2 separate regions of the Homo sapiens genome follow, and region 1 is linked to region 2. Evidence: read pairs that join two places in POLR2A ChIA-PET (ENCODE). Cell type or tissue: Caco-2. All regions are shown on one strand. Region 1 has its middle 81 kb from the start of CIROZ. Region 2 overlaps PEX14 (peroxisomal biogenesis factor 14).

Region 1 (5,000 bases), 300 kb after region 2:
CTTCCCGCAAAATCAATCATCCTGCCACTGTTTGCGGGAAGTGGGGGCCGGCAGGAGGCCTCGCAGGGCCCTGGCTCCCTTGCAGGGTGACAGCTCTTGAGTGCTGCCCCGGCTCACTGGTGATGCTGGGGGCCTGGCAAAGCACTACCGAGAGAATCCCATCCTGACCTCTGGACCCCTTCCCAGCTGGCCAACCAGGCCCAGGGCTGAGAGGGCGGGGTGGTGGGAGTTACCCCGGGGCTACTGCCAAGGGTGCAGCAGACAGGGCCTTGGAGACAGAGGAGCCCCCCAGAGGCCAGGGTGGAAGGAAGTAGCAGGAGGGCGTGTGGAAGTAGCTTGAGCTGTGTTAAGTGTCTCTTCCATCTCTTCCACAGGATGTATGACCTGATTCATTCATTCGTGGGTTCAGGGGGAGGTGACCAAAGACTTCACAGTCCTCCAGGAGCTGGAATGTTATGATGCAGGGGTCTTGACTGGCGGTGGGGGTGGGCCAGGGTGATGAGCAAGGGTCCCAAAGACTTCCTCCCTCAATTGGCCTCGGCTGCCTGGATTCCACCATAGAGAGCCATTGCCTGACCCCAGGGAGGCGGCCCTCCCGCTCTCCTTCTGTCCACATGAACATGCCCCATGGCTGGGGAACAGACCAGGAGCTGCCAGGTCTCTGGTACCCTCTGCTGCCACCATGACTCTTCGTAAAAACAATAATTGAAGCCTCACACTCAAAGAAGGCTTTAGGACATAGAAAATACCCTGTAGGGGGCCGGGCGCGGTGGCTCATACCTGTAATCCCAGCACTTTGGGAGGCTGAGGGGGCGGATCACTTGAGGTCAGGACTTTGAGATGAGACTTGCCAACATGGTGAAACCCTGTCTCTACTAAAAATACAAAAATTAGCCATGCGCGATGGCACACGCCTGTAATCACAGCTACTCAGGAGGCTGAGGTAGGAGAATCCCCTGAATCCGGGAGGCAGAGGTTGCAGTGAACTGAGATCGCATCACTGCACTCCGGTCTGGGTGACAAGAGCAAGACTGTCTCAAAGAGAGAGAGAGAGAAAGGGAGGAAGGGAGGGAGGAAGGAAGAAAGGAAGGAAGGAAGGAAGGGTCCTGTGGGGGGTCAGTGGGGGAGCAGATGTAATGATTTTCACCCCATTTTGCAGATGAGGAAACTGAGTCTTGGAGAAGTCGGGCTGCCTGAATGAATGAGCAAATGGCAACACGTTGGGGCAGTTAGAGCGCAGGGAGGAGGAGGAGGAAGAGGAGGCGCTGGGTGTGTGATGGGGATGTGGGGGTGCTGAAGTTGGGGGCAGGAGAACATCTCCCAGTTGATGTGTTCTCGTGGGAAGAGCACTGCACTGGGAGTCCTGCGGCCTGGTAGAGCCCTGGCTCCTGTACTGACACGTTGAGCAAGCCCTGCCTCTTCCCTGGGCCTCCACCTCCCCCTCTGTAAAATGGAGTTAATAGCCCTGCCCTGCCCCGTGGGGATGTTGCAGGGAGCAAACCAGTGCTACTGGATGGGAAAGGGCTTTGGAAACCGCAGGGAACTGCCAGCGCACCAGAGTCATCTGCCCACGTCTGCCTCCCGGCCTCGCAGTCCTGGGGGAGGCAGCCCAGCTGGATCTCGGGGTCTAGAGCGTGGACCTTTGCCCAACTTTGGAGTTCCAGAGCCTAACCTCTCTGGGCTCCACTGGGCTCAGCAGCCTCCCCTCCAGGCTGTGAGCTCAGGGGACCTGGAGAGGCAGCCCGAGATCCACCCAGAGCCTCCTCCACCTTCCCCAGTACCTGGGACGGGGGTGTGTGTGGCGGGGATGGCAGGCCGGGCTGCCAATGTGAGTATTAGCTGGCATGAAATAATTTGATGGTGGTGATAAAGGCTGGGCTGCCCGGGGCCCCAGAGCCCCACCCAGCTCCCCCCGCCCACAATTCCGCCCCCTGCCAATAACATCGAGGCTGAGCTGTCTGGGTTCCGGCTCACCATTCTCAGGTGATGAAATCCCGGCTCAATCAGGCTGGCTAGCGCTGCAGTTACCAAATCGCTATAATTGAGATTAATTTGGGGGCTGATTGGGTCAGCCCTTGCAGGCACCCATTAATTAGTAGGGGAGGCTCAAAGCCCCAACAGCTGGGCCCTGCACCCAGTGGAGCCTGAGGCCACTGTGGAGGGGGGCACTGAGAGATGCCCAGGTAGGTGTGTGTTCCAGAGGAGGGGGCAAGCTGGACAGAGCCTCACCCACCCCATGCCACTCCCGCCTCCTACCCAGTCCTAAGCTCGCTCCCACGCGCAGGAGGGGAGGGGACAGCAGAGCCTTTGACTCAGGCCCAGAGGCAGCTCTGGGTCTCTAAGGGTTAAAGGGCTCATTACAAGGGTGGGGAGAGGTGGAGAGGGTGCTCAGGGCTCCTTGGACTTCAAACAGCTCTTGCAAAACTTCTAGATGAGTTAAGTGCAAATGAATTTGAAACAGACAATGAAGTTCCCTTTAGAGACACCTGGGCAGAAAAATGAAGGGAAAAGCGCCTTAGGGAGAGCTCGTTTGTGGATTTTTTTTTCCTGAACCCAAAACACACAGGGAAAAACAAACCCACCCGTCTACTCGTCTACTCCGGGTGCCAGAGGCGGGCAGGCACGCCCTGACTCAGTGCTGGGCTGGCAGCAAGTTGGGCACACACGTGAGGCCCGGGCACACGCTGGGGAGTGGGGGGCAGCGGCACAGACGTGTGTGCAGAGCCGGAAGTTCCGGGCACACAAGTGTGGAAGTGGCACTGGTCCTGGAAAGGAGCGGAGCCCCTAGGCATGGGAGGATGAGGCGGCAGGGAGAGGGCATACGTGTGTGGGTAGCTGGAAGGAGGCCAGATGAGGGTGAGGGGGCAGGGCCCATTTGGGGTGAGGGGCAGAGCTCAGGCCCCGCCCCCCAGGGGCCCTGGCACCCTGGTCACGTGAGTGCTCCTGACCCCGGGGTGGGGCCCTCCCAATTGCCAGGTGGGTGAGGTGTCAGAGTGGGGGCCTCTGGGCCTGCCTGTCCCTCCCCACTCACCCGACTTGCTCCGGTTAATTGCCCGGTGCTTTGTTTTTTCCCTGTGAATCTCACAGAGGGACAAAAGCAAGTTCTGAGTCACCAGGAACCGCCTCCCGCTTCTGCCCACGCTGGAGCCTGGTCCCCACCCCACTCCGAGAACCCAAGGACCCCGAGGTGGTGGGGTCTGGCCCAGGTTGACTTGTGGGAGCCCTGGACCCTGCCGGGTCTGTGAGGTGTCCCCACCGCTGACCAGCACCCCTGGGGCCCAGGCATGTGGCTTCCCTGGGGGCCCTGATGGAGCAGCCTCCTCCCTGTGGCGCATTTGCAATTCATGGCTCCAGCCGAGATTGCATTAGGGCCTGGCTGTCACTCGTGATGAATGTCGCTTGTTTTCCAGAAAAAAACAGGCCCTGGATCCAGAGTGACAGGGCTTCAGGAGGCACCGGCCCTCCCTTCCGTGCCTGAGGACCGGGGCATGGCGGGTGTCCCCAGTGGTCTGTCAGCAGCCTCAGAACCTGACTCCTTCGGGGGCTCTTGAGGATCCCAAATAGGAGCTCTCCCCCAATTCCAGCTCCCCAGGCCTGTCTTCCCATCCCTCAGGTTCTCCCAACAGCCCTGTGGGAGGAATGCTGCTAGAGCAGCTCCACTGGACAGATGAGCAAATTGAGGCCTGCAGGAAAAGGGAAGGTAGGCGCAAGTGCGTGGGCTGGAGGGGAACTGGAGAGGGGTCCAGGGATCTAAAAGCTCAGAGAGGTTCCTGAGGGGGAAGTCTGGGAGACAATCTTAGGGGAAGTGGATTGCAGGGGTGGGAGGTGAAGAGACTCCTTGCAGGCTCTGGCTCTCCCTACTACATCCTGTCTGTGGGGCTGGGCGGCTACCCCGGGACCCAGGACTGCCGTCTGCCCACACCTTGCCCAAGCTCTGCACTCTCTCTTCCTGGCAACTCTTTCTGTCCAGAAGACGGGGGTCCCACAGGTCTCAGGCTCTGGGCTGTGCCTTCTGGCAGCCAGTAGCTTCCATGAAGGCAAAGGAAATGCATTCCTTCCCATCCCAACTCTAATCAGGCCCACAACCGGGCTGGGGGGACGGGGATCTGGGGTGCGGGAATTACCTGGAGGTCTCAGCTGGGCTCCCTCCCACCTGTCCCTCCCCCTTCTCAAAGAGCTCGCGTTCCCCAGGACTTTGGGAACACAGAAGCCCAGATAGGCCTCCACTGTGGCTCAAGGGCTCACAGTGGCTCCCACTTTCCCAAATTTTACTCTGTTTCATCTCTGTTCCTGCCCTCACCATCTGGGAACCACAGCCTTGAAGAGTGGCAGACAGAAGAAAAGAATTCTATCCATGAGTGTCTTGTCAGGCCCATTCCCGGGAAAAAGAACTATGTTCACCGTGCCCCTTCACCTCCGAGATTGAAACAATTTAGGCAGGAGATGAAATGGGTCATGTGAATCCTCTTATCACAGGTGAGGAAACTGAGGCCGGGGGTTCAGAGCAAGAGACAGAGGTTCTGTCCTCTGTTGAAAGTAGTGGCTTTTTGTTTTGTTTTGTTTTTTGTTTTTTTGTTGTTGTTTGTTTGTTTTTCTGAGACGGGATCTCACTCTGTCACCCAGGCTGGAGTGCAGTAGCGTGATCTCGGTTCACTGCAACCTCTGCCTCCCAGGTTCAAGCAATCTTCCCGCCTCAGCCTCCCAAATAGCTGGGATTACAAGCGTGAGCCACCACACCTGGCTAATTTTTGCATTTTTAATAGAGACAGGGTTTTGCTATGTTGGCCAGGCTGGTCTCAAACTCCTGGCCTCAAGTGATCCTCCCACCTCAGCCTCCCAAAGTGCTGGGATTACAGGCATGAGCCACCGCCCCCAGCCGAAAATAGTGTTTTGTTCACTGGTGTATCTCTGTGCCTAGAACAGGGTCTGGTATGGAGTAGGCATTTGCTGAATGAGCGAATGAATGAGTAGTGGCCTTAGCAGGACACAGGAAGCTCTGG
Region 2 (5,000 bases):
GGGCAGAACTGCGGGCAGGGCGTCCTGTCCCTTTAACCAGCTCCGGCCCTCAGGGCCACAGCACAGTCTGTAACTTACTGTATATTTCCCCAGTGTTAAACATTATTGTACTTGTTTATATTTGAAAGAGCCAAAAGGGAAAATGAGAATGCAACTGAATGCTCCTTTTGGGAAAATTATCTTCATTTGCAGCCAGCGGCTGACAAGGCACACGAACCACCAGGTTTATAAAATTCCGTAGTGTACCAGTGACCATCAGCCTGTGCTGACATCGCAGATGCTGCTTTCTTCTCTAATGGCTGATTATGAACTGGTTAAAACAATGTCTTTCCCACCAGGGCTCCGAAAGGGGTTCCCCTTCCTGTTTAGTCGGAGCGATCGGCAGTCACTACACAGGCTGGAACCTGAGAGGCACAAACTCAGGGCGGGGGTATTCTCTGTTGTTGCCTGGCTTGCCTGTTGGTCCTGTCCCTGTTCTTCTTGGAAGGTGAAATTATGGGTAAAGCAGTCCCTTTGCAGCAAGCACCCCCTCTCTAGCTCCACTCTACTGACCTTCAGCTTTTGTCTTTGGAAGGTGGTACGTGATGCGCTGTGAACCCTGGAAGCATTTTCATCCAGCCCACCAATCTGTTGAGAGCATGGTGCTATCAGGGCAACCCGGTGGCTCTTCAGACTTCCCAGTGGTGAGGCTGTGCCTGCCCTTGGCCAGCTCCACTGTGTGAAGAGGGTAAAGAGGGGAACAGCTGCAGTTTTAAATGGGGATAGTCCTCAACTCCTCAGCACAGAGAAGGGAAAAAAGAGTCCAGGGCTGTTTAGAAAAGTTCGGGCATTTTCCTTTGACTAGCTGTGGTAGGGCATGAAAAGTTTGAGGGGTGGCTGCAGTCAACTCATATGCCAGTATGGTGCAGGGCGGAGCTGTGCTTTAAAGCATTAATGTGCACCATCTATTAGCCCCTAGGCATGGAGTATGAGGCACCATCCTTTTGAAGATGCTGATCCTCAGAACCTCCTTGTACTTCATCTACCCCCAGGGGCAAATATACCATGCTGTGGGCCTCTAATGGAGAGCTGCCGACCAGATGTGGAAAAGCTCTCGGCTGTAGTTTAAAAGCTCTGTGTTGCGGCTCGCTTGGATGTTGGGATTCCTGGAACAGCAAGGGCTGGCCGAGTGGTCTTTTGCAGACTAACAGTGACCTCCCACCTGCTTTTCCCACTCTCAGCAGCTGGAGTGCCTTTGTACACACAGCTACTTCCTGAGCTGGCCCCGTGTGACCGCTCCTTTCATACTTGAGCGCCACATTTCATTCTGTTCTTTGGGTTGGATGGGGCTCTCTTCCTCCTCCCAAGAGTCAGTGTCCCAAATTGGCTCAGACCCGGTGGAAATATCCCAGCTGTGTCCCCACTGGAAATGCGGCCTTCATGGGTTTTCATTTGCCTTTTATTCTTCTGTGGGCAAATCCTCTCCACATGGCATAGCCACTGCAGATGGCGCCCTGCCACTTCCTGATGTCCCATGTATGGTGTGGTTTAGAGTGTCGGGAGGATTTCAAGAAGGGAAAAGAAAAACTAGCCAAAGGCGATACAGGCAGCGTGTGATAGGCTAGAATAATAATCATCTGAAAGTTTGGGCCTGGCCTTGTTTTGATCTGTTTTCTTGTTTTATTTTCTTCTTTACATTCTATATCCCATTCATACTAATCACAGTCAGTCCTGATTTTTCTTTTTATTTCTGCATTTGTCATAAAATAAAGCAAATTATTCCCGTCTTCAGAAACGATCTAGACTAATTAGTCGTCTCACCCAATAATTAGTTTTTTGTTTCCCTGTCTGTTTTCGTGCATTATTGTTAGTTTTTTCCCCTCTTTTTTTTTTAACACCATTACAGATTAAAATGAGCCACATTTGCAGTTGATGGTATCTGTTTTCGGGGGAAGAATGGAGAATTGCAGTACCGAGCGACTTCAAAAGCAGCAATAAACTCAAGGATAAATTAAGGAAATTGAATGAGCCACATTTGGAAGCAGTGTTGAGGCTAATATTCTGTCGCTTAAGGTTAAATTGCAACTGAGAGAGGTTCCGGAGAATCTGAAATCGGGGAGGCAACTTACTAGGATGCGAGGCATTCTGTGGCTGTAAAGGTCTTTGCTCAGTGAAGATTCTGTTGCAGCTATGGACACTGACAAAAGGTACTCACCTGCAATGATGTCCTCTTCTCCCCAGGGCTGACAGATGAAGAGATTGATATGGCCTTCCAGCAGTCGGGCACTGCTGCCGATGAGCCTTCGTCCTTGGGCCCAGCCACACAGGTGGTTCCTGTCCAGCCCCCTCACCTCATATCTCAGCCATACAGTAAGTCACCCGCTCAAACTCCTGCTTAACCTTGATTGGGATTCAGGACTCTGGCCAAAGGGCAGTGTTCTGTATCTCCCAGACTTAGCAAACCAGGAGAAACTGGGAGCAGCAGAAAGCTCTTGGGTTTTTCCCAAGGAATGTGACACACCCCAGTCTTCTAGACAAACTTTTTAAAGTATGTGACAAAGGTTTAAGAAGAGACAAGGGATCAGAATAAATGATTTTATTGTTGTTTCAGGTATTTTGGTTACATGCAGAAAACCTGTACAACTATTTATTGATTCTGTTCCCATCTCCTCATACCAGTGCTTTTGAATGTTACTGTTTCACTAAAAACAGCGTGACCATCTGACTCATGGGTGCATTCTTGTTTGCTCACTGCAATAACCTGTCTCCCACTTCTATTTTTTTAAGTTAATATTTGTAAGTTTAGGTCAGCCTCCATTTCCCTCCCTCCCTTGTCCTGGCTATACTTTGTACGTTTATGTAGTAGCGGTCTGTTAGGGAATTTCAGGTTAAAACATGAAGTTCCTTTTTGAATGTTTCTTTTAATTATACGAGATCATGACCCATGAGGGGTCTTTCGTTGTCTTAAATGAAAGCTACTATAGGAATAAAGTTTCTTCAAACAAGTTATAAATGCATACCTCCAAAATGCAGCCAGAAGCCCTCCTTGAAATCACTTATAAAAAGTTTAAAAAGGCTAAAATTGACTACAAAGTTATGGAAAATAGCTCCATTTTGTTTCTTTAATGAAACTCAGCATTGGGCCGGGCACGTTGGCTCACGCCTCTAATCCCTGCACTTTGGGAGGCTGAGGCGGGTGGATCACCTGAGGTCAGGAGTTCGAGACCAGCCCGGCCAACATGATGAAACCCTGTCTCTACTAAAAATACAAAAAATTAGCCAGATGTGGTGGCAGGCGCCTGTAATCCCTGCTACTCAGGAGGCTGAGGAAGGAGAATTGCTTGAACCCGGGAGGTGGAGGTTGCAGTGAGCCGAGATCGTGCCACTGCACTCCAGACTGGGCAACAAGAGCGAAACTCTGCCTCAAAAAAACAAACAGGCAGGGTGCAGTGGCTCACATCTGTAATCCCAACACTTTGAGAGGCCAAGGCAGGCGGATCACTTGAGGTCAGGAGTTCGAGACCAGCCTGGCCAACGTGGTGAAACCGTGTCTCTACTAAAAATACAAAAAATTAGCCGGGCGTGGTGGCACACGCCTGTAATCCCAGCTCCTTAGGGGGCTGAGGCAGGAGAATCACTTAAACCCAGGAGGTGGAAGTTGCAGTGAGCCGAGATCACGCCGCTGCACTCCAGCCTAGGTGACAGAGTGAGACTCTGTCTCAAAAAAAATAAAATAAAATAAAGAAACTCAATACTGGATCTGTGATCTCTCAAAATGCCTTTTCTATAATTGTTATTCTCAGAAGTTTTATTTTTGCAAAAAATGATTTAAAACTGTTAGATATCAGATTTTAAGGCCGGGCGCAGTGGCTCCCGCCTGTAATCCCAGCACTTTGGGAGGCCGAGGCGGGTGGATCATGAGGTCAGGAGTTCGAGACCACCCTGGGCAACAAGAGCAAAACTCCATCTCAAAAAAACAGACAGGCCGGGCGCGGTGGCTCACGCCTGTAATCCCAGCACTTTGGGAGGCCAAGGCGGGCGGATCACTTGAGGTCAGGAGTTGGAGACCAGCCTGGCCAATGTGGCAAAACCCTGTCTCTAATAAAAATACAAAAATTAGCTGGGCATGGTGGCGGGTGCTTGTAATCCCAGCTACTCAGGAGGCTGAGGCAGGAGAATCGCTTGAACCGAGGAGGTGGAGGTTGCAATGAGCTGAGATCATGCCATTGCACTCCAGCTTGGGTGACAAGAGCAAGACTCTGTCTCAAAAAAAAAAAAAAAAAAAAAAGTGTTAGATATCAGATTTTAAAAGGCATATTTTAAAATGACAGATTCGTTTTGATCCCCCAGCACCTGGTCTGAAGCTGCCTTCTTTCCCTCACCTCAGCACTGTTTTCATCCAGCTCAGCTGCAGCTAGGCAGGTGTGATCTTGGCAGTAGAGCCAAAAAGGCCTTCTCTTCTCCGGACTTGCTGAAGGGCCAGCCAGTGGGTTGGAATCTGCTGTCTGTGTTACGGATCTTATTTAGAGATCTCCTCCTTTGGCTGTCCACAGAAGGCTGAATGGGGGAGGCCAGGGAGTGTGTGCTCAAGTGTGTCAATCTGTCAGTGCCTTGCATGGGTGACCCACTGCAGGTTGCAGAGCTTCAGTGGTGAGCCTTGTCCTGTATTTGGGCTACTGGGTTAGCACCTGTGACTTGTCAGCTTGGGGCTCCTTTCTCCTTCCTGGCCAGCATTTTTTCCAATCCATTGTAGTTGCTTTGGGTCCTAAGCTGACTTTATGTGCTTCTTTTTAACCAAAGGCTGAGTCTCCACACTTTTTCTTTAGTTGTGTCCCTGGGCCCAGCCGTGTAATGGGATTTGTTGAGGATAGGCAGCGGCAGCTGGGGTGCAGAATTTTCTAAGATGCACATCTGTTCTGTTCCAGCTGTTTCCTCCAGTGGCTTAATACCGAACAGGTCTCTCGGCTACTTGGAAACTTCTTACTCAGAACAAATTGTTCTGGTTGATCACAGAGTTGGCC

Evidence for each region. ChIA-PET counts read pairs that join two places held together with the same protein. Peaks named below come from ENCODE experiments on the same cell type or tissue, not always from the same donor. Only the 100,000 strongest peaks of a DNase experiment are listed, where the experiment ranks them.
Region 1: POLR2A ChIA-PET joins it to region 2 with 11 read pairs; 3 of 35 experiments call an interaction of 5 or more read pairs at or near these places.

What each region holds. Positions count from the first base shown.
Region 1 is chr1:10,898,535-10,903,534 of GRCh38, forward strand. No RefSeq gene overlaps it. Among named protein-coding and RNA genes, the nearest start is that of CIROZ, 81 kb to the right of the region's middle. In Caco-2, no CTCF peak of the experiment used is centred here; DNase peaks (open chromatin) are centred at 2,347, 2,714 and 2,987; H3K4me3 peaks cover 172 bases.
Region 2 is chr1:10,597,018-10,602,017 of GRCh38, forward strand. It overlaps PEX14 (peroxisomal biogenesis factor 14), which reads left to right. Exons shown (of 9, transcript NM_004565.3): 4 at 2,221-2,349. Among named protein-coding and RNA genes, the nearest start is that of PEX14, 120 kb to the left of the region's middle. In Caco-2, no CTCF peak of the experiment used is centred here; DNase peaks (open chromatin) are centred at 2,384 and 2,724; H3K4me3 peaks cover 1,136 bases.